Regions from separate parts of the Homo sapiens genome. Here regions 1, 3 and 4 are each linked to region 2. The links are chromatin loops, found by intact Hi-C in ENCODE. Cell type or tissue: mammary epithelial cell. All regions are shown on one strand.

Region 1 (5,000 bases), 530 kb before region 2:
CTCTAGCCTAGTCAAACATCCTAGACAAACTGTGGTCCCACTCCCGCCCATGCCAGCCCAAGTCTGCTGGGGAGCCTAGACTTCCAACCACACCAGGCTGTAATGACAAAGTGCCCCAACCTTCCTCCCGCTCCCAGGGTGGAATCTGAGGAGACCAAGTACAGATCAGGACTTTCATCCCTGACAGGTGATAAGGAAGTCCCCACACCCTGTGGTAGCAGTGGAGACCACATAGGGAACCCAGACTTGGACTCACATCCAGAAAAACAAAGCCTCCCTACCCTTCCCTGCTGGTGGGGTATCAGAGGAGGCCTACCAGAGAGTCAGAACTTCTGCCCGTGCCCAGTGGAAACAACGCCACCTCCCACCCCCATGGTGTCAATGGAGGCCACAAAGGAAGCAGTAACTCCCTCCTAGCTGGTGGTGTCAGTGGAGGCGGAGTGGGGAGCTGGAACTCCCACCTCACCCAGCAGGAACAAGGAGACCCTCCCCCTGGATGATGTGGATGAAAGCTGAGAGGGAAGCCTGGAATGTTACCCTCACTGGCCAGTAATGGAGTGGCTTTCCTCCCCACCTGCCCTGTCAAAGAGGTACCAAAAGACTGCTAAGACAGAAAGCTCAAATAAGTGCCAGAGGCACAAACAGAATACCCCAAAAGGATGAGAAAAGACAATTGAAGCCCAGCGTGGGTGCTCACATCTGTAATCCCAGCACTTTGGGAGGCTGAGGCGGGCAGATCACTTGAGCCCAGAAGTTTGAGACCAGCCTGGGCAACATAGTGAGACCCTGTTCCTATAAAAACACAAACACCAATTAGCCAGGCATGGTGGCACATGCCCATGGTCCCAGCTACTCTGCATACTGAAGTGGGAGGATCACCTGAGCCTGACAAGGTCAAGGCTGCAGTGAGCCGAGATTGTGCCACTGCACTCCGGCCTGGGCAACAGAGCTAGACCCTGTCTCAAAGAAAAAAAAAAAAAAGACAATTGACAGACACCAACACCAAGATCAGGATGACAGAGATGTTGGAATTGTCTGACAAAGATTTTAAAGTAATCATCATAAAAATGTTACAATAAGCAATTACAAACACACTAGAAACGAATCACCAATAATTCCTCTGACTGAAAAAAAAAAAGGCAATCCTAAAAGGTTTTACACTGTAGCCTTGTATCAATTCCATTGAAAGGACATCTTGAAATAACAAAATTGTAGAAATGGAGGACAGATTCACAGTTGCAAAAGGTTAAGTAGTAAGGAGGGACAAGGGTGTGGATATTACCAAGCCACATGAGAGATCTTTGTGATGACAGAAATGTTCTTTATCTTGACTGTGTCAACCTTAATATCCTGATTGTGATAACTGACATACTATAGATCTTACCACTGGGGGAAACTGGGTAAAGGGTGAGTGGGGTCTCTCTGTATTATTTCTTACAACTGCATGAGAATCTACAGCCTTCTTCCTCTCAAAGTAAAACATTTATTTGAAAACCTCACAATTCTCAATACTACAAGTAAGTTCTGTGCCCTTTTCTGTAAACAGATTTAGAAACTCAAGTTTACAAAGGCAAAATACAGAATAAGTATATTTAACTTAAACTATAGAGCAACTGTTTTGTAAATATTCTTTATTCTTCCTTTTCAAACAGAGGGTAATGGTTAATCCCATCCTTAACATTTGCAAAGTTACTTGTATAAATAGTTTTTTCATTCAATATTTCTTATTAAGCATGATTAAAACTGACAGTCTGATACAACCATCATTTAAATTGAGTGAAGATTAACTCTAAGTATTAGAGGCTTATGACAATTTTACTCCACATCACAACTGAGTACAAGCCTGAGTCAAACTGAGTAATAGATCTTTCAGAAAGCCTGGATTATGGTAAAGCGAAACATACAGTGGCAGGACCTGTACTTAGGTGACAGTAATAAGATAGGGCAGAATAGAGAGAGTTTCACTCAAAGATTCCCAGGGTTGGGCAAACACCAGAGATTTGCGTAGACTTAAAATGTCAAGAATTAATGATGCAAAAGGCTGGACACTCAGAAATTCCTATAGGAATCATTCTGTAAGAAGATCAATCTATAGGAAGAAAGGGACTGTTGGACCTTAAATGTTTTAGCAAAATTTTCAAGGCAAATCCTTGGACTTTGGATACTTTTGTGGGTATTTTTGAAGGATACATCCCTACAGTTAGACTTGCATTAAATTTTGTACATTTTTTTGTACATTTTATACAAAATTTAATAGATATGGATAAATCTGCCCGCTCAAAGTGTATCAACCATTAACTCACAACAGTATATGAGATGGTCAGTTTCCTCACTGCCTATTTAAATATTCACATTTTAATCTTTCTTTTCTGATTACTGAGTCCTATAAAGTTTTCCACCTTTTTTGCTGGCCTTTGTTTTCTCTGTTTGTTAGAAGCAGATCCTGGCATTTGTGTTCTTCTTTGAGCTTGTAGAACTGATGTGATTTCCAATTCTTTGTATTCGGTTGATATTGGGACTCCATAACTTTTTACCTCAAGAGTACGGGGAAAAGTTTCTAGAACTTCCTTGTTCAATCCTGGCTACAGTTCTATGTGACCATTTCTTCACTTAGCCTCCCAAAGTGGGAGACAGATGAGGGAGAGCGTCTGTCTACACAGGGTTGTAATTTTATACACATATATGGCTTTTGGTTGTTTCCCCATACCTTATCAGGTGGGTACGTGCTAAAATAAAGCACATAAGCATCTGGGTTTTTGTGATGCTGAGCATGGCATTTTTAAAGACTGTGGTGCTTTGGATGTGGGCTCAAGAGTATACCCTGGCTCTCACACTCTGTAGAACCTGTCGAAATTGATCCTTCCTTAATACTGCCCTCTTGTGGGCTCTCCTGAAAATACTACTTCCCTTTACAGAGATTGTAAACCTTGGCATTCCCTGTGATTCTCAATGTACCCCTTAAGCTGCCCTGTATTCTGAGAAGAAATGAGAAAGTAATCCCTTTCACCCCAACTCAGTCATTCTGACACATGGACCCCAACTGTCACAAAACCCCGACTGAAAACAGCCCCTTTTCATACTGTCAGCTGCCCTTCTTTCACTAGAAGACAGAGTCCCTGGGAGCCCTGTGGGAAGGAGACACCACTTCGCTGTGGGAAGTCTCACCATCGCTGTCGTGCCAGGAGCCGTTGGAGTGTCCCCTTCTCTAAAGCCATGTCAAGCACAGTAAGAATAAATAGAGGGGAAGTGGAACCGTGAGAACATGCTCTTAAACCCTATTTTACAGTATTCCTTTGTTAAATGAAATGAAAGCAATTACAAGAGAAAAAGTAGGCCGGGCACGGTGGCTCACACGTGTAATCCCAGCACTTTGGGAGGCTGAGGCGGGTGGATCACTTGAGGTCAGGAGTTCGAGACCAGCCTAGCTAACATGGTGAAACCCTGTCTCTACTAAAAATACAAAAAATTAGCCAGGTGTGGTGGCACGTGCCTGTAATCCCAGGTACTCAGGAGGATGAGGCAGGAGAATCACTTGAACTTGGGAGGCAGAGGTTGCGGTGAGCTGAGATCGCACAACTGCATGCCAGCCTGGCTGGGCGATAGAGCGAGACTCTATCAAAAAAAAAAAAAAAAAAAAAAGAAAGAAAGAAAGAAAAAGAAAAAAAGGAAAAAGAAAGAGTGATGAAAACTTACATAAAAACACAAAGTGTGAGGAGTTAGAAGTCAGTAAAAGATCTTTAAATACCATCCTATCTAAGATGACTTCCTGGCTTCCCTCGGCTAAAATTAATTTCTCCCTCTCCCATATTTTCTTTGATTTTTTATTTTAATTTTAGCACCTGCTTATTATTGTCGGGTTGGGTCAGAATTACTTATGATAGCAGATTGTGAGTCTCTGAAGGACAGGGACTCAAGGCTTTGAACCTGTCAGGTGTCTTATGGTATTTAATTAAATAAGATAGGAAAATGATATAAAAATGGCTTTGATGGAAACAATCTAGGTATGTTTTCTGTGGCTGCAGTAACAAATTACTAGAAACTCGGTGGCTTAAAACCACAAAAATATATTATCTCACAGTCCTGGGGGCCAGAGGTCCAAAATCAGTATCACTGGGCTGAAATCAAGGTGTCGACTGTATTGTACTCCTTCAAAGGATTTAGAGGAGAATCTGTTGCTTGACTCTTTCAACTCAACTCCCAGTGGTTGCCGGCTTCCCTTGCCTTGTGGCTGCAGCACTCTCACCTTCGCCTCTGTCTTCATATTGCCTTCTCCTCTGCATGTGTGTGCAAAATCTCCCTCTGTTTCTCTCTCATAAGGATGCTTGGGATGGCATTCAGGTCACACCCAAGTAATCTGGCACAGTCTTCCCCATCTCAGGCTCCTTGATTTAATCACACATGCAAAAATATTTTTTTTCCTTATAAGGTAACATTTAAAGTTTCCAGGAATTAGGAACTGATATTTTGGGGGGACACACTTTTCGTCTCACTACAGTCTACAATGAGATGGAATAAACCATAAAATCAGCGTACACAGAAAAGGTATTGCCAAGAGAATATGGGCAGGGTACCAGTGGTTTTGCCCTCAATCATGGTGATCTAGATAATTCCAACCATCCATCCTAGTGAGAGCAGCTAGTAAAGCTGAATACAATTTTTTTAAAAATCTGTTTGCATTCAAATCAGTGAAAGATTATAGGGCCAAAATCCAAAAGAAGGAGGAAACCTAGAGAGATGAGCCCAGCATTTTTGGCTGCTTTGCTCTTGGAAGCATCTGCCAATTTAAAAAAAAAAAAAAAAAGGCAGTTAGGAGGCAGAGAAGCTGAACAGAGCTTTTGGTAGATTAATGGGGTAAGCGAGACAATTGTAGTTCAGGGTCTAACAATGAAAGAGGCCCTGGCAAATCCCTCTGTCTTTTTTTTTTTTTTTTAAACAAAGTCTCACTCTGTTGCCCAGGCTGGAGTGCAATGGCACGATCTCGGCTCACTACAACCTCCACC
Region 2 (5,000 bases):
CCAACACTTTGGGAAGCTGAGACGGGTAGATCACTTGAGGTCAGGAATTCAAGACCAGCCTGGCGACCATGGCAAAACCCCGTCTCTAATAAAAATACAAAAATTAGCTAGTCGCAGTGGCACACACCTGTAGCCCCAGCAACTCAGGAGGCTGAGGCAGGAGAATCGCTTGAACCTGGGAGGCAGAGGTTGCAGTGAGCCGAGATCACGTCACTGCACTCCAGCCCAGGCGACAGAGCGAGACTCCGTCTCAAAAAAAAAAAAAAAGAAAAAAAAAAATCAGGTAGGGTAGAGGCCAGCATTAGAAGATGAAAACTGTAAGGAACTAAGGAACTAGAATTTTGACTTGCTTCTTTTACGTGCAAAAAGTATGAATTCTTTCAGAAATGGGGTCCTGGCATATTATAACCAGAGATTAACTGGTCATGTGCAAGAAGGATAAAAATCATTTGCAATCCAATAATCCAATAGAAATAGGAAAACGATGTGAACCATCTGCTCATAGAATTCAAGTAGCTCTTTTTTCATGTGGAAAAGAATAAATTGTACTCACAATTTAAAAGATGAAAACTAGAATGAAATTCTACTTTTAAAGCCTATTTGCTCACCTTGGCAAATATTTTAAAAGTGCGATAAACCTAGTGTGAACAACGAGGGAAATGGGGAGCAGTCACTGATGAGCGTATCAATAGGTACCACCTTTGGTGGTCAATTGGCAAAATCTATAAAATTTTAAATGCAAATATTTTTCAAGGAGACAATTCCACTTCTAGGAATGTATTCTATAGACATGGTTGCACACGTACTCAAAGATATACACACAGATGTTCACTGCAGAATTGTTTGTCATAGCAAAAGACTGGAAACAACCGCCATATCCTTCCATCGTGGCCGATAGAATAATTACGGGGTGCTGGTATAACATACAGAACACCAGGCAGCCATCTAAAAGAATGCCGTACACCCACACATGCTGATGTGAGGTCATCTCCAAGATACATGATAAAGGGGGAGCTGAGGCGGCAGGGCAGATGACCCAGTTTGGGGATGGGGACGCATTTGAAAGGAGATAGCCATATACTTGTGTTCTGGAAGGAATCAAAAGAAAATATTAGCAGTGGCTGCCTGCTCTGAAAGGGGAAGAGGCTTCTGTACTGTTTGAATTTTCTACCATGTGCACTTACTATTTTTTCCATTTTTAGTTAACTAAAAAAAAAAAAGAAAGAAATAGCCATTTAAAGCAAGGTAGAGGGGAGGGAGATTCATGGTACTCTGAGCTCTGCTGTCACAAGGAAAGAGAGTCCACATCCCACCCAAGCACTGAGCAACAATGGAAAGTCAAACGCTGGAGGAGGAAGCAAGGCCAAAAAAATATTTTTTTAATAAAATAAAAAAATTTATGTAGATATAAAGAAAATGATAGCAACGCAACGATAAAGGCATTGGAGTAGCACTTTCCACCAGCATATTGCTAGTCAGAATGAGTGCAGCCCGGCGCGAGGACCACCCGTTTCCGTGACCACGACTGGACCCCTCCCCAGCCCACTATCCTTGGGGTCCGCTCGTTCGTGCCGTCCGAGCCGTCTGTGGGGGCGACCCAGGCCCGGGCGCCTAACTCCCGGCAGCGGGGCGGCAGTTCGCGCTTCCCCAAGGGTGGTGCAGGTCAGCCCCGCAGGCGGGCAAGATCCTAGCCCCGGGACGTGCTGTCGTGTGTGCAAACTTCGCTGCGGTCTGAAAGAGCTGTCGGTCGGTCGGGGCCCCGGAGGCCCCCGGCACGGCTGCAGTTGCGCCCGGGGCTGAACGCGGCGTTGGCTGCAGCGCGCTCCCAAGCCGCCCCGCCCCGGCCCACATTCCTAAGGCCACAGTGCGACCCAGCGGGCCGCGGGGAAACTGCGCCGGACCACGGCCCGCCACCGCCCGAGCCCTCACCTGCAGCCTTCCAGGAAATGTGGCCGCGGGAGCAGCTTCCCTCCTCCTTCCTAAATGGAGAGGGCTGATCTGTTTGCCAAGACAATGTCTAAACCTGACCCTTCCCTCACGCTGTAGAAGAAAATCGAAGTGCTGGAAAGTTCCGGTGGAGGGACTTGGAGGGATAAAATTCAGAATTCCAGACATCTTGTAATTTATGAAGTCAAGGAAGGTCCGTTTCTACCTGAAGAATGACTCTAATGATTTAATAAAATCTATAGACACTAGGCTTATAAGCAGGCTCGACCAAAATGCCACCTGCTTTGTGACGTTGGCCTCTGGCTAAGTGGAAATGTCCCCTGGCTCGCTGGCTTTCGCGGCCATTGTAACAGTCTCTCAGCTCTTACCACGTTCCCTGTGAATTGAATCTGCATGTCATTCCCTTTAGCAGAACCTACAAGCTCCATGAAGCAGAGATCCTATCTTCCTCATCTGTCTTAGGAATAGGCACCAAGACAGAAAGAAACCCTGCAGCAGTTAAGAACAGGAAAGAAAAAAGCAGCAAAGTCACAACAGCAACACTCACTCGCCAATTTTATTTGTCACTTAACAAGTTTATTGGGCTGGGCGCGGTGACTCACATCTAAAATCCCAGCACTTTGGGAGGCTGAGGCCGGTGGATCACCTGAAATCAGGCGTTCGAGAGCAGCCTGGCCAACATAGTGAAACCCTGTCTCTACTAAAAATACAAAAATTAGCCGGGTGTGGTGGTGCGCGCCTGTAATTCCAGCTACTCGCGAGGCTGAGGCACAGGAATCATTTGAACCCGGGAGGCGGAGGTTGCAGTGAGTCAAGATGGCACCACTGCACTCCAGCCTGGGTGACAAAGTAAGAATCTGTCTTAAAAAAAAAAAAAAGTTTATTGAACACCAAATAACCATATATTATGGTGAACCTTGATCCAGTAGACCAGCATTTTTCAATGGATGCCCTCTGCACTTCAGTTTCAGGCCATATTAATACCATATAACTTGAACATCAGGGCACCCTGAACATATGGTGAGCCCACGTGTTGCAAGAGAAAAGTTCCTCAAAAAAAAAAGTTGCGGTTTTAGGAATTCTTTTAGCCAACTTGAAAACATAAATGTTTAGGATATATATGAGTTAAATGTCAGTGTATAGGATTGGATTTATTCATTTGGTTACACATAAAAGCTTAAATCACACATGTGAAATAACACATTGATTTTGAAATAATGCTTTTTTTCTACTCTGACATGTTATGAAGCAATTTTATTTAAACTCTTACCTGAGTTTTTCAATATCTTAGTCAGAAGAAGAGACGTATCTTAGGGCATCTAACACAGTCATTTTTATTTACAAACAATATTTTTTGAACCCATGTGTGAGCTACCACCGGACATTTAATACTAAGCCATAATTTGATAAATTCAGAGTTTTAAAAAATGTATCCTATAGGTATAGATTTGTGATCTCTTCAACATATTCACTAACTGTATTGCTTTTTTGTCATTGCTGATTTACACCAGCACCCAGTCAATAGTCACATGGGGAGGTCAGGCCCTGCATCAATCAGTAAGGGTCTAGCTACAGAGAATAAGGGTCTAGCTCCTGGCTAGTTTGAGCAAGAGATTTGTAACAGGGTGTCATATAACTTCCAGAATCACCGAACTGGAGGTAGTAGGGGAGAGTTTGGCAAGAAACAGACTCTAGACTGAGCTTCTAGTAATAATTCCAAAGTCACATCAGATAATTGGCCAGAGAACAAAAAGCCCCAAGCCAAATCTGGCTCTGCTGCTATGGCGGCCCCGTGTGAAATGATGCCACCTCTGCTACAATCAAGAAGCTGCCGGCCAAGCTTGCTGCTGCTGCATATCATATCTGCTACCAATCACAAACAAAAATGAATGCCACCTTCCAAAGCCAAGATTTATATAAGCAAGTGCATCTGAATGTCAGAACCTAAAGTACATCCAAAATTCTTACTGCAAGAAGGTCTAGAAAAGATTGTTTTTAGCTTTCCGGATTCTTCAGTATAAGAAGACAGATTCTTTTTTATGTATATAAAAAAGTAGACACTGGATCTCACTATGTTGTCCAGGATGGTCTCAAACTCCTGGCCTCAAGCAATCCTCCCACCTTGGCCTCACAAAGTGCTGGGATAACAGGCATGAGCCACAGCACCTGGCCTAAGACAATAGAAGAAAGTTAGAATACATGGTGAGTAAGGTAGTCCACAGCAACTGCCTCATACTCCCAATAATAGTTACTAATTTTGTGCTAAATGTATTTTTCCCCCTCTTTTTTTTTAACCAATTCCATCAGATAACCTTTATCATCAACTAAAACTAGTATTGATTGGTTTCAGTATTGTGCTTTTTCCATACAATACCTTAGTCATTTAAAAGTAAGTAATCCAGAAAATGCTCTGAAATATGAGACCTCGGAAGCCCTTGAATATTAGGATACTCCATCTTTTCTGAGAGATAATTTGGAAGAAAAAAACCCTTGCCTCATATTTGAGCATACACAGTAGTTTTTCCTTGAAAAGTTGTTGTTGTTTTTTTTTAATATCTTTATGGGCAAGGGTATCCATTGTATAGGGCTGCCTAACAAATTGCCTTAAAATGGATGGTTTAAAACAACAGAAATGTATTCCCTCAAAGTTCTGGAGGCCAGAAGTCTGAAATCAAGGTATCAGTAGGGCTCATTTCCTTCTAGGGGCCTGGCCTTCCAGCTTCTGGTGGCTAATATTTTATGGCTTCCTTGGCTTGTGGCCACACCATTCCAACCTCAGCCTCTGCCTTACTGTCTCTCTCTTCTGTGTCTGTCTTCTCCTCTTCTGTCTCAAATCTACCCCTGCCTTTCTCTTATATGAACACTTATCACTGGACTTAAAGCCCACTTGAATAATACAGGATGATCTCAAGATCCTTAACTTAATTACATATGCAAAGAATCTTTTACCAAATAAGGTAACAGCCACAGGTTCCAGGGATTTGACATGGGTGTTCTGAGGGGACCACCATTCAACCCACTACAGCAAGGAAGTTTAGGAAATGCTGGACTAA
Region 3 (5,000 bases), 54 kb before region 2:
GCATATTTTGAACCAAGCAACTAAAATCTCCAGCTGGAACTCCTCTTTCACAAAGATTTGCTTCAGGGAGCAGATGGGAAGAATGGCAGTTACGTAGCCAAAAAAATTACACTAAATGCCAGAGCAAGTTCACACTCGTAAACACCAACTCTGTCCAATGTTTTCATTTTTCAAGTGCGAGCATGTTGCTGAAATCTAGATGCCATTTCAAAACAAAGTTCTGAAAGAGCAGTAAGCGTGTTTCCCTGGCACCAAATTATTTCCCTTCCTCCATGCTCTACAGAGAAACAAACCTCACAATGTTCCCAGCTTGCCTTCTTTTTTTCTGAGACAAGGTCTCACTCTGTCACCCAGGCTGGAGCGCAGTGGCAAGATCATGGATCACTGCAGTCTTGACCTCCTAGTCTCAAGCAGTCTTCCCGCCTCGGCCTCCCGACTAGCCGGGACTACAGGTGCATACCATCACACCCAGCTAATTGTTTAGTTTTTGTAGAGATGGGGGTCCCCCTTTGTTGTTGCCCAGGCTGGTCTCAAAGTCCCATCCTCAAGCAATCCTCCCATCTCAGCTTCCCAAAGTGTTGGGATTACAGGTGTAAGCCATGACACTCAGCCTCCAGCTCATCTTCTGTGGGAAGACTGTTTCACTCTCCTGAGAAGAGCAGCCTCCCCTAGTTTTTATGGAGTTCTGAAACCGGATTTCTGCATGGCCTCTCCTACCTGGCTCTTATCTCTAAGAACATCCACACCACATACCCACAAAAGGCAACACTTGATTTTGCAAGAACTTAGGGCCAACAGCCTGAACCTGGTTTCCTCTGGACAAGCCAAAATTCCCGAGGCTACCCACATCTGTAAAAGACAGCCCCCTCTAGTTTCCTAACAGACTGGTTTCGTTAGTTTGAGCTCCAGGGTTGGGGGAAGGTCCTGGAAATTTGGATGACTCTGGAGGCAGTTACAGTTACTCTTATCTGGGCCCAGGACCAGTGATTCTCAAGCAAGCGAGCCTGCCTCTCCTAAGAGGAGCTGGTATGAGAATATCCAAAAGGATGTTTCATTTGAAAAAGTGTAATTAATATGCCATTTTATATTTGGAAAACAAAACACCTATTGCTTTTGCAGTACCAACTATAGAAGCGAAAGCTCAGTTCTTGGAATTTACAAGAATCAACTTTTCACATTTTATAAGAGCAATAATAGCTAATATTTGAGAACTACCTTACGCCAGACACTATGCTAAACTCTCTACATTGCATGACCTCGCTTACTCCTCAGCCATCCCCTGAGGTAATACTATTATTCCGTTGCTCAAGTAGGGAAGCAAAGGCATGTCCTAGTATGGAGTAGAGCAGCAACTGGAATTGAAGCACTCTAACTCCAGGATCAAACCGTAAATCACTCCATACCATGTCCAAGGATGAGGAGCACTGGTGTGGCCAAATTCATGGTCAGCCATCGCCTCAGATACCATTGGCTTTCTGTCCTGCCGCAGGGCCCTGAGTCTATAGTGGGAATTAGAAAAAACAATGATAAAGTTATTGGGCCAAGCGCAGTGGCTCAAGCCTGTAATCCCAGCACTTTGGGATGCCAAGGCAGGCAGATCACCTGAGGTCAGGAATTCAAGACCAGCCTGGCCAACATGGCAAAACCCCATCTCTACTAAAAATACAAAAATTAGCCAGGCGTGGTGGCAGACCCCTGTAATCCCAGCCACTAGAAAGGCTGAGGCAGGAGAATCACTTGATCCCAGGAGGTGGAGGTTGCAGTGGGCCAAGATCACGCCATTGCACTCCAGCCTGGGCAACAGACAGAGACTGTCTCCAGAAAAAAAAAAAAAAAGCTATTACTTTGCCATTTCATACAGTCTGGTAGAGTGTACACATGCTGCAGGGTGTTGATAAGACAACACAAATAAAATTATATGCTGATATGGCTCTTGTTAAATCCTTGCCAAAGAAAGAAACCTTTCAGGAAAGTCCAGGAAAAATCAACTTTAATGAAAAACCTGCAGCCACTGAAAGAAATCAGGATAAAACACATTAAATTAGTGCCTTGAATGAAGTAGATACTAAACAAACGTTGTTCAGCTGAATTGGGATAACTTTAAAGAATGTTTATTACTCCCCCCCGCCCCCGCCTTCTCCACCCAGGTGAACCTTAAAATGTCATTCATTCACTAGACAAGCATTAGCTGAGTTCTGCCACTAGACGTCACCCGGGGCACGGTGACAGACACCATGATGAAGCAAGGGCCAATCTGACAATTGAGAACATTACAATGTATTGAAGAAATCTGTATACTTTTAAAAGACAAACACATGGGTGTTGGTTTTCTGTTGCTGTGCAACAAGTTACCACAAACTTATTATCTCACAGTTCTGTAGGCCAGAAGTCCAGGCACAGAACAAGGTCGTCTGTTCACCTCTTATCTGGGGCTCAGAGTCCTTGCCTAAGCTCACTGGTTATTGGCAGAATTTATTTTCTTGTAAGACTGGGGTCCAGCTCTCAGCTCCCAGAGAGCTACCCACATCCATTGCCATGTGGCCTCTACCTTCAAATAAGCAATTCCATGCCAAATTCTTCTTTTGTTTCAAATCTCTGACTTTGTTTTTTGGAGCGAGCCAGAGAAAACTCTCTGCTTTTAGAGGGCTCATCAGATTAGGTCAAGTCCACCAGGATACTCTCCCTTTTACCATCGCATAGAATACAATCATAATATCATCATACTCACAGGTGCTTCCCACACTCAGGAAGAGCAGACTGCATACTGGGGTGGGTCATTGGGGGTCATCTGAGAATTCTGCCTGCCACAGCATGTAAACATTTATGGGAAAATAGTGTCTTCTCAACCATTGTTGTCAGCGGCCCCTAAGGGGCCATTGAGACATGAGGAAAACAAGGATACCTGACATCCTATAGTGGTCAAGGAAGAACCATCCTGGACAAATTATAGGGTCACAGGATGCTGAGAAACAGCAATTAAATGAAACAGAAAGAATCTTAATATTTAATAGAATGCCCAGAGCCCTTCTTTGAGTAACAAAAGATCCACTAAAGACTGGTGTAGCTCCTCTTTTATACTGGGAGATCCTTCCCCTACCCACAACCAGACCCAAGATAGAAATTAAATGGATAGGAACCAAATGCGAAGCCACATGATACAGGAAGCCCAGTAACTCCCTGAAACTGGACTAGATTCCTTGCTAAAGGAGGAACTGTTTCTTTTCTTAATGTAATTTCAGATTTAATTATTCACCAACCTCATCTCCAACTAGCATCTGTCCTTGGAAGATGCCTAAATTGAACAGGTCAACCAATGCAGGGATCAGACAGATTACTGTTCCCATTGGTGGCTCTACTAAGGGAAAACTTGACCTTGGGTTTTTCCTCTCGGATTTAGCACACTGTCATAAGGACTGGGGGATGGGGAGGCTGTCTTGAGGATGAGTTTTTCCTATGGAGGAAGAGAGATTTTGGTAAAGAGGGAGCAGAGAGCAGCAGCACAAGGTCCTTCCCACCTGGAGGCTTTTGAGCAATTGAGCAGGGTCTGGAAGGATGGGATGTTCCAGATAACACAGGGAGAAGACTAGCAATGAAGGGAAGGGGAGTAGCTTGAAAGGGCAGCAACAGTGGAGCAGGTGACTTCCTTAAAATGTGAAAGCTGGCCAGATGCAGTGGCTCACACCTGTAATCTCAGCACTTTGGGAGGCTGAGGCAGGAGGATCACTTGAGCCCAGAAGTTTGAGACCAGCCTGGGCAACACAAGGAGACCCTGTCTCTACAGAAAGTAAAAATAAATTACCCAGGCATGGTGGCACAGGCCTGTGGTCCTAGCTACTCCGGAGGCTGAGGTGGGAGAATCACTTGAGCCTGGGAGGTCAAAGCTACAGTGACCTGTGATCATGCCACTGCCCTCCAGCCTGGGTGACAAAGACAGACCTTGCCTCGAAAAAAATATTAAAAAATATAAAAGTTGGAAGCTGGAACTTGTGTGTAAGATGAGGACTCAGTGGAGAAGGAAAGAATGAAAACACCAGACTAAAGATACAGAGAAAAGGGACTCTGCAAGGTCCAAAAGAGGCGTGGTGGGAGGTGACAGAAGATACAGAGGAAAATATTAACTATGTAAAGAAGACGGACACTTCTACTCCTCAGATATGAGGAGGGGAGAGGAAATGGGTAAAAACAGAGATTTTCAGGTGGGTAGAAAGAAGGCCATCAGGTTAGGTGGCCTCACTCTTGGTAACTGGAAGACAAGGTCCGCTGACAGTGAAGGTTTGAAGATGTAAAGTAGATCTTACTCATTTAGAAAATACCCAATAGTTTTTCTTTTTTTTTTTTTTTTTTTTTTGAGACTGAGTCTTTCTCTGTCACCCAGGCTAGACTGCAATGGTGCGGTCTCAGCTCACTGCAATCTCCGCCTCCCGACTTCAAGCAATTCTCCTGCCACAGCCTCCCAAGTAGCTGGGACTACAGGCACCTACCACCATGCCCGGCTAATTTTTTTGTATTTTTAGTAGAGACGAGGTTTCACTATGTTGGCCAGGCTGGTCTCGAACTGCTGACCTCATGATCCGCCCACCTCGGCCTTCCAACGTGCTGGGATTACAGGCGTGAGCCACCGTGCCCGGCCCCAATATTTTTTCTAAATAAAGTTATTCCTGCTGTGGTGGTGGGCTGAGGTGGGGAAAATCTTTGGGAAATAAGATTAGAAATTAAAAGGAGCAAAAGCATCCATAACTAAGGAAAAGAACTAATGTTTGCTGAGTCATTAGCATTAAAACCATGGCATTCCTCCAAAAGGAACCAGAAATGGAACAGAAACGTTTCTTAAGGGCGCAGGTAAGAGAGGCACGAGGTAGCCAATGGTTCCAAGGTCCAGGATACTCACTCCTCTACCCCCAAGAACTTTCTGGGAGGAAACTGTGTCTTCTCAGTCGAAGTGGTGAGGGTAGCCCCCACCAGAACTTGACGGAAAGCTGGTTGTGTTTACCCAATTTTTC
Region 4 (5,000 bases), 110 kb before region 2:
GTAATGTCCCAGGCCCTCACAATCACTCACCACTTACTCACTGACTCACCCAGAGCAACTTCCAGTCCTGTAAGCTCCACTTATGGTAAGTGTCCTTACAAGTATATCATTTTTTATCTTTTATACCATAACCTTCTCTATGTTTAGATACACAAATACTGATCATTGTGTTACAACTGCCTATGGTATATTCAGTACAGTAACATGCTGTACAGTTTTATAGCCTAGGAGCAATAGGCTATACCACACAGCCCAGGTGTATAGTAGGCAGTACCATCTAGAGCTATGCAAGTACACTCTATGATGTTTGCACAAAGAAATCGCCTGACAATGCACTTCATAGAACATATCTACATTGTTAAGTGACACACAGTTGCATTTCAGCACTCCATGCCCTACTTCTTTATATATATATTAATAGCTTCGAGGGAATGGGTAGTCATTTAGCATTAATAAGCAATGAAAAGTGGAATCTTTTTCTTGTTTCAGAAAGTGACAGTAAGCAGTCTAGAAAATGTGGACAAGATGGAGGAAAGGAAAGAGTGAAGGGAAGAAGGGAGAGTAGAAAGGAAAACCAAGATAACTTTCCTCATGTCCTGAATCTGATGAGCTCAGACTGTCTGGCACATGCCCTTCAGGTAGGTGATAGGGCAGTGTTGGGCTGATTCTGGGAAAACTCTCCTCTACAGAACTCAGGTGTCTTTAATACAGTGTAGTCCATTTTGTTCTTTTTTCTTCTGTTTCTTAGCGATGGGTTTGCCTTTTTAGGGGTTGGCTGGAAACGAGTACATTATCATCGACCACTGACAAAGCAACAGGAGGACATCTTCTGTCCCTGGGCACACGCTGGTTACCCATCAATCACTTTTTATTGACCTTGAACTAAGATCCATAAATTCAAAAACTGCAATTTAAAAATTTTATAGGCAAACTAATGGAATATCAACTTCTACAAGGCTGATTCTTCAATAACACACTTGAAGGACATAGTCCCCTGCCAGGGATGGAGCTCTGTTTGCTGATTTTTCACTAAGGGAAGGGAGGAAGGAACACTTAGTGAGCCTCCAGTGTGTGCCAGGCACCATATGGGGTGCTTTACATATATGATACCAAATCTAAGTTGCCACCAACTGTAACACGCCCAGCAGGAAAGCAAACCTACTGCCGATTAATTGAAAGATGCCATCCAGGGTGTATTTACTGGGAAGCTAAGAGAGTTTCAGCCTCAGGGCCCTTCATTTGCATGGGCCCTTCCAATGTTCTTGGAGAGGGGCCAGCAGTGTGTTCACGTGGCCATATATTTTTGTAAAATTTGCAAAAGATATTTTAACTGCAATCAATTAGACCACTGTCTCTTTCCACTCTGACTTCCCCTCTGTCACACTTCCCCTTATGTGGGTGGCACTGGAGTGGCTATGGGCAACTTGGGGATCCTATTAAAGGGGAAGTTGAGCTGGGGATACATTTAGTCTGGGTTCAGTGGGACGTTTGTATGTGGTCTGTGCAGTTAACTTACTGCTGGGCATGCTGGGATAGAAATGGCTTCACCGCTTCTCCCCTCCACCACACTAGCTCTCCTGGCAGTAAGAAGCTCCAGTGCAGGGCTCCAGGCTGTATCCAATATAAATACATCCCACCACACTCGCCAGCAGCATATGGCCTGGGCAGCAGAAAATAAACAAGGTGTGAAGTGTGTGAGCCAGAATTTGGTCTGTGGAAAATTTTCCCAAATCTCATAGTTCATATAGGAAAGAAACTTCATAGAGGTTTTCCCCAAATTTGACAAAAAAAACTCTCAAGATTTATATGACATTACCAAAAACAGTTGTGAAGCTGGAAAACACACATTTTACTGTTGATAGTAAAAAATAAATTTTCGTCAACCATTGAGAAGGAAGACTGAACTGTCTATTCTCTCTATAGAAAACAGACATAACGAATTCATTGTCATACAGCCCACTCCCCTCCAAAAATGCAGGGCAAAGAAGTATAACAGAAGTGGGCCAGGCAGTTAATTTTTACAAATATTATGGTATTTTATGTTGTTTGTGATTTATATCACCTTTTTAAAATTTGTGGTTTGTTGTGATTTTCCCATTTAAACAAATATTCATGTTCTTACCTAATTTTGCACGTATTATTTTCTCTTTTTTATAAAGGTCCCTGAATAATATAGAGTTCAGGCCCCATAAAACTGGGGTTGTCTAGACCCCTGGATGCCATCCCAATATCAGAGACCTTTCTAATGTATGGGTGGAAATAAGAACCTTAGACCTGATTAAATACATAGCAGGTATTATTTCCTTAATTCCACATAACAACACTGGGAGGCAGGTGTGTCATTTTACAGATGAGGAAACTGGGCTCAGGAAGTTGGAAATTTTCCCAAAATTACTGCCATGGCTACATTGGCAATATTCAAAACTTAAAGCCACAAAGTGAGGCCTGAACTTTTTGAGGAGCCCTAAAGTTCCTCTATCTCCACTGAATTAGTAGAATGCAGAATCAGGATTAGAACCAGACTTTTTATCTGAAACCTTGAAGCCTTACCACAACACCTCTTTGGAAAAGAACTTCCACTACCTCCTTACAGAAATTTATATTTCCTGTTAATCCTCCAAAAAGGTATTTCATTTTCATCCTTATGTGTAATTTTGCAATTAAATGACTATCTTCTGTTCAGGAGTTTTAGGGATTTTAGAAAGGACCCATCCCCAAACTCTGCTCCCAATTGCTGTCCCCCGTGCCCAGACCAATCAGAGAGGACTTTGCCATTAGACACCCTTTGAGTTAAAACATAAAAGCTCCTTCCTCTCAAAATGTATATGTATACTTAGAAGTAGAAACTCAATGAGGAAGCTATTCTTCATCATTAAGAACTTAACAAGAATGTATATTTCAAAAGCACTAACACCGCAGGATTCCTGGGGGGAAGGCGTTGTAGTGGTGCTGGCAGGGTCTGTTTTGTTATGGAGGTGGGGCAGACACAGACGGTCCCAGGCAACCAGAAGGCAGCAGTGCTGTAGCCATTTCCACCTCCATTCTACCTAGCACACTATAGTTATTAAAAACTAATCAGGCCAGTGCAGTGGCTCAGGCCTATAATCCCAGCACTTTGGGAGGCCGAGGTGGGTAGATCGCTTGAGCTTAGGCATTTGAGACCAGCCTGGACAATGTGGCAAATCTTGTCTCTGCAAAAAATACAAAAATTAGCTGGGCTTGGTGGCGCATGCCTGCAGTCCCAGCTAGTCGGGAGGCTGAGGTGGGAGGATCGCTTGAGCCCAGGGGGCCAAAGCTGCAGTGAGCCAAGACTGTACACTGTACTCCAGCATGGATGACAGAACCAGACCCTGTTTCAAAAAAAAAAAAAAAAAAAAAAAAACGCTAATCGGTTAGTTCCTGGTACAAAACTTCTCCTGGCCATTAAGCTGGCACCACTGAATCCAGTATTTCAGGGGACTACATACAAGCAGTCCCAGTGGGGACTTTCCATCCTTGCAGATGTCATCACCGACACCAGCCTGAGCTCCCTGTCTCCCTTTGCCATGATTTATGGGGAGAAAGCTGAGGTTTAAGGCAGAAGTTTAATTGGCGGTCCACGAAACTGCTTGAAATTTGTTGCAGGAGTAAGATGAGACTGCAATTCTTAAGGGAGACAGTCAAATACTAAAGGGATTTATGAGCTCCCCAAAAGTTTAAGAACCACCGTTGTAGAAGAAAAGCACTGAAATAAAATTAGTACAAGTCTCAGAGGGAGGCTGATACCAAAAACATAGTCAAGTGATGTCAGGTGGTGCGTGTGTAGGTATGTGGATAAGAAAAAGTTTGTTACGTTTAAGTGGTGTGCAATGTTTTTAACTTGCTAGATAATCAGTTAAGAAATTCTGGTTTTTATTAAATCATTAAAATAATTAGTTAATATTTTCTCTCTTGACATGCCTATATTATATACATAATACTAGAGGATTCATCAGACTTCCATTTTTAACTTACTAGATCGTTTTATTTTTAATAATACAACTGAATGAGAATCCTATTTTTGGCTCCAAGTCAGACTATAAACAGAAAATATTGAGCTGCAGAGAAATCACCTTACCACAGTTTCATTTTGACCTTCTATTCCACAGCCATTTGTTTAATACATTTTGCTTTGTGTTTAGAAGTGCATTATTTATTATCTGAATTAAGCTGTAATTTGTTTCCATTAATACAAAAAAACGCTCTGCCAACTCAACCAGCTTCTTGTATCAATGAAAATCATGATCTCATTAGGAGTTGCTTTAAGAAAAAATGCAGCTTTTTCTTTTTTTTTTTTTTTTTTTTTTCCTGAGACAGAATTTTGCTCTTGTTGCCCAGGCTGGAGTGCAATGGCGCAGTCTCAGCTCACCGCAACCTCCACCTCCCAGGTTCAAGCAATTCTCTTGCCTCAGCCTCCCAAGTAGCTGGGATTACAGGCATACACCACCACGCCCTACTAATTTTGTATTTTTAGTAGAGACAAGGTTTCTCCATGTTGGTCAGGCTGGTCTCAAACTCTTGACCTCAGGGGATCCGCCCACCTCGGCCTCCCAAAGTGCTGGGATTACAGGCATGAGCCACTGTGCCCGGTCAGCTTTTTCTTAAGAAAGCAGCTTCTCTGCCCGACCTTCATCTTGCTTCCTTAACCCATCTCCCTCTGGATATGCCAAAATGCTTCCATCTCATACTTCTGTCCTGTTGGGTCCTTCCAATCCTTGACCCACCACCCCACAAACCTAATTTGGGCACCTGAGTCAGGGCTTTCCAGTTTGTGTCTTTGAGAGAAAGGATCTGCCCTTAGCTTGAGAGAAACTGTAACCTGGAACAACACGCCCTTTAATAGGGATGTTTGTTCAGCGTTGGTTGCACATTCATCCAAACCCACTGCACAGCTCCCTTGAGCACCACCTCTTGAGAGGGTTTGTTAGACTTATTGCAAATAAATGGACAAAGTTTTCAAGAGGTAGCATTTCTTAATTTCC

What was found. Peaks named below come from ENCODE experiments on the same cell type or tissue, not always from the same donor. Only the 100,000 strongest peaks of a DNase experiment are listed, where the experiment ranks them.
Region 1: it touches region 2 in a loop (18-fold over the local background); 21 of 110 quality-filtered maps call a loop at or near these places.
Region 3: a loop joins it to region 2, with 9 times the contacts of the local background. A loop is called at or near these places in 16 of 110 quality-filtered maps.
Region 4: it touches region 2 in a loop (17-fold over the local background); 4 of 110 quality-filtered maps call a loop at or near these places.

What each region holds. Positions count from the first base shown.
Region 1 is chr2:172,702,406-172,707,405 of GRCh38, reverse strand. It overlaps a transcript of PDK1 not described here. Among named protein-coding and RNA genes, the nearest start is that of RAPGEF4, 31 kb to the left of the region's middle. RefSeq lists an enhancer at 2,387-2,556. In mammary epithelial cell, a CTCF peak has its summit at 2,895 (motif pointing left); no DNase peak of the experiment used is centred here.
Region 2 is chr2:172,169,500-172,174,499 of GRCh38, reverse strand. No RefSeq gene overlaps it. Among named protein-coding and RNA genes, the nearest start is that of DLX2-DT, 69 kb to the right of the region's middle. In mammary epithelial cell, a CTCF peak has its summit at 1,881; a DNase peak (open chromatin) is centred at 1,859; H3K4me3 peaks cover 396 bases; H3K27ac peaks cover 411 bases.
Region 3 is chr2:172,223,741-172,228,740 of GRCh38, reverse strand. No RefSeq gene overlaps it. Among named protein-coding and RNA genes, the nearest start is that of DLX2-DT, 120 kb to the right of the region's middle. In mammary epithelial cell, a CTCF peak has its summit at 2,212 (motif pointing right); DNase peaks (open chromatin) are centred at 160, 800 and 2,250; H3K27ac peaks cover 2,605 bases.
Region 4 is chr2:172,277,397-172,282,396 of GRCh38, reverse strand. LOC107985960 (a long non-coding RNA gene) reads right to left here. Exons shown (of 6, transcript XR_001739773.3): 2 at 1,517-1,660. Among named protein-coding and RNA genes, the nearest start is that of ITGA6, 150 kb to the left of the region's middle. In mammary epithelial cell, a CTCF peak has its summit at 2,332; a DNase peak (open chromatin) is centred at 26; H3K27ac peaks cover 828 bases.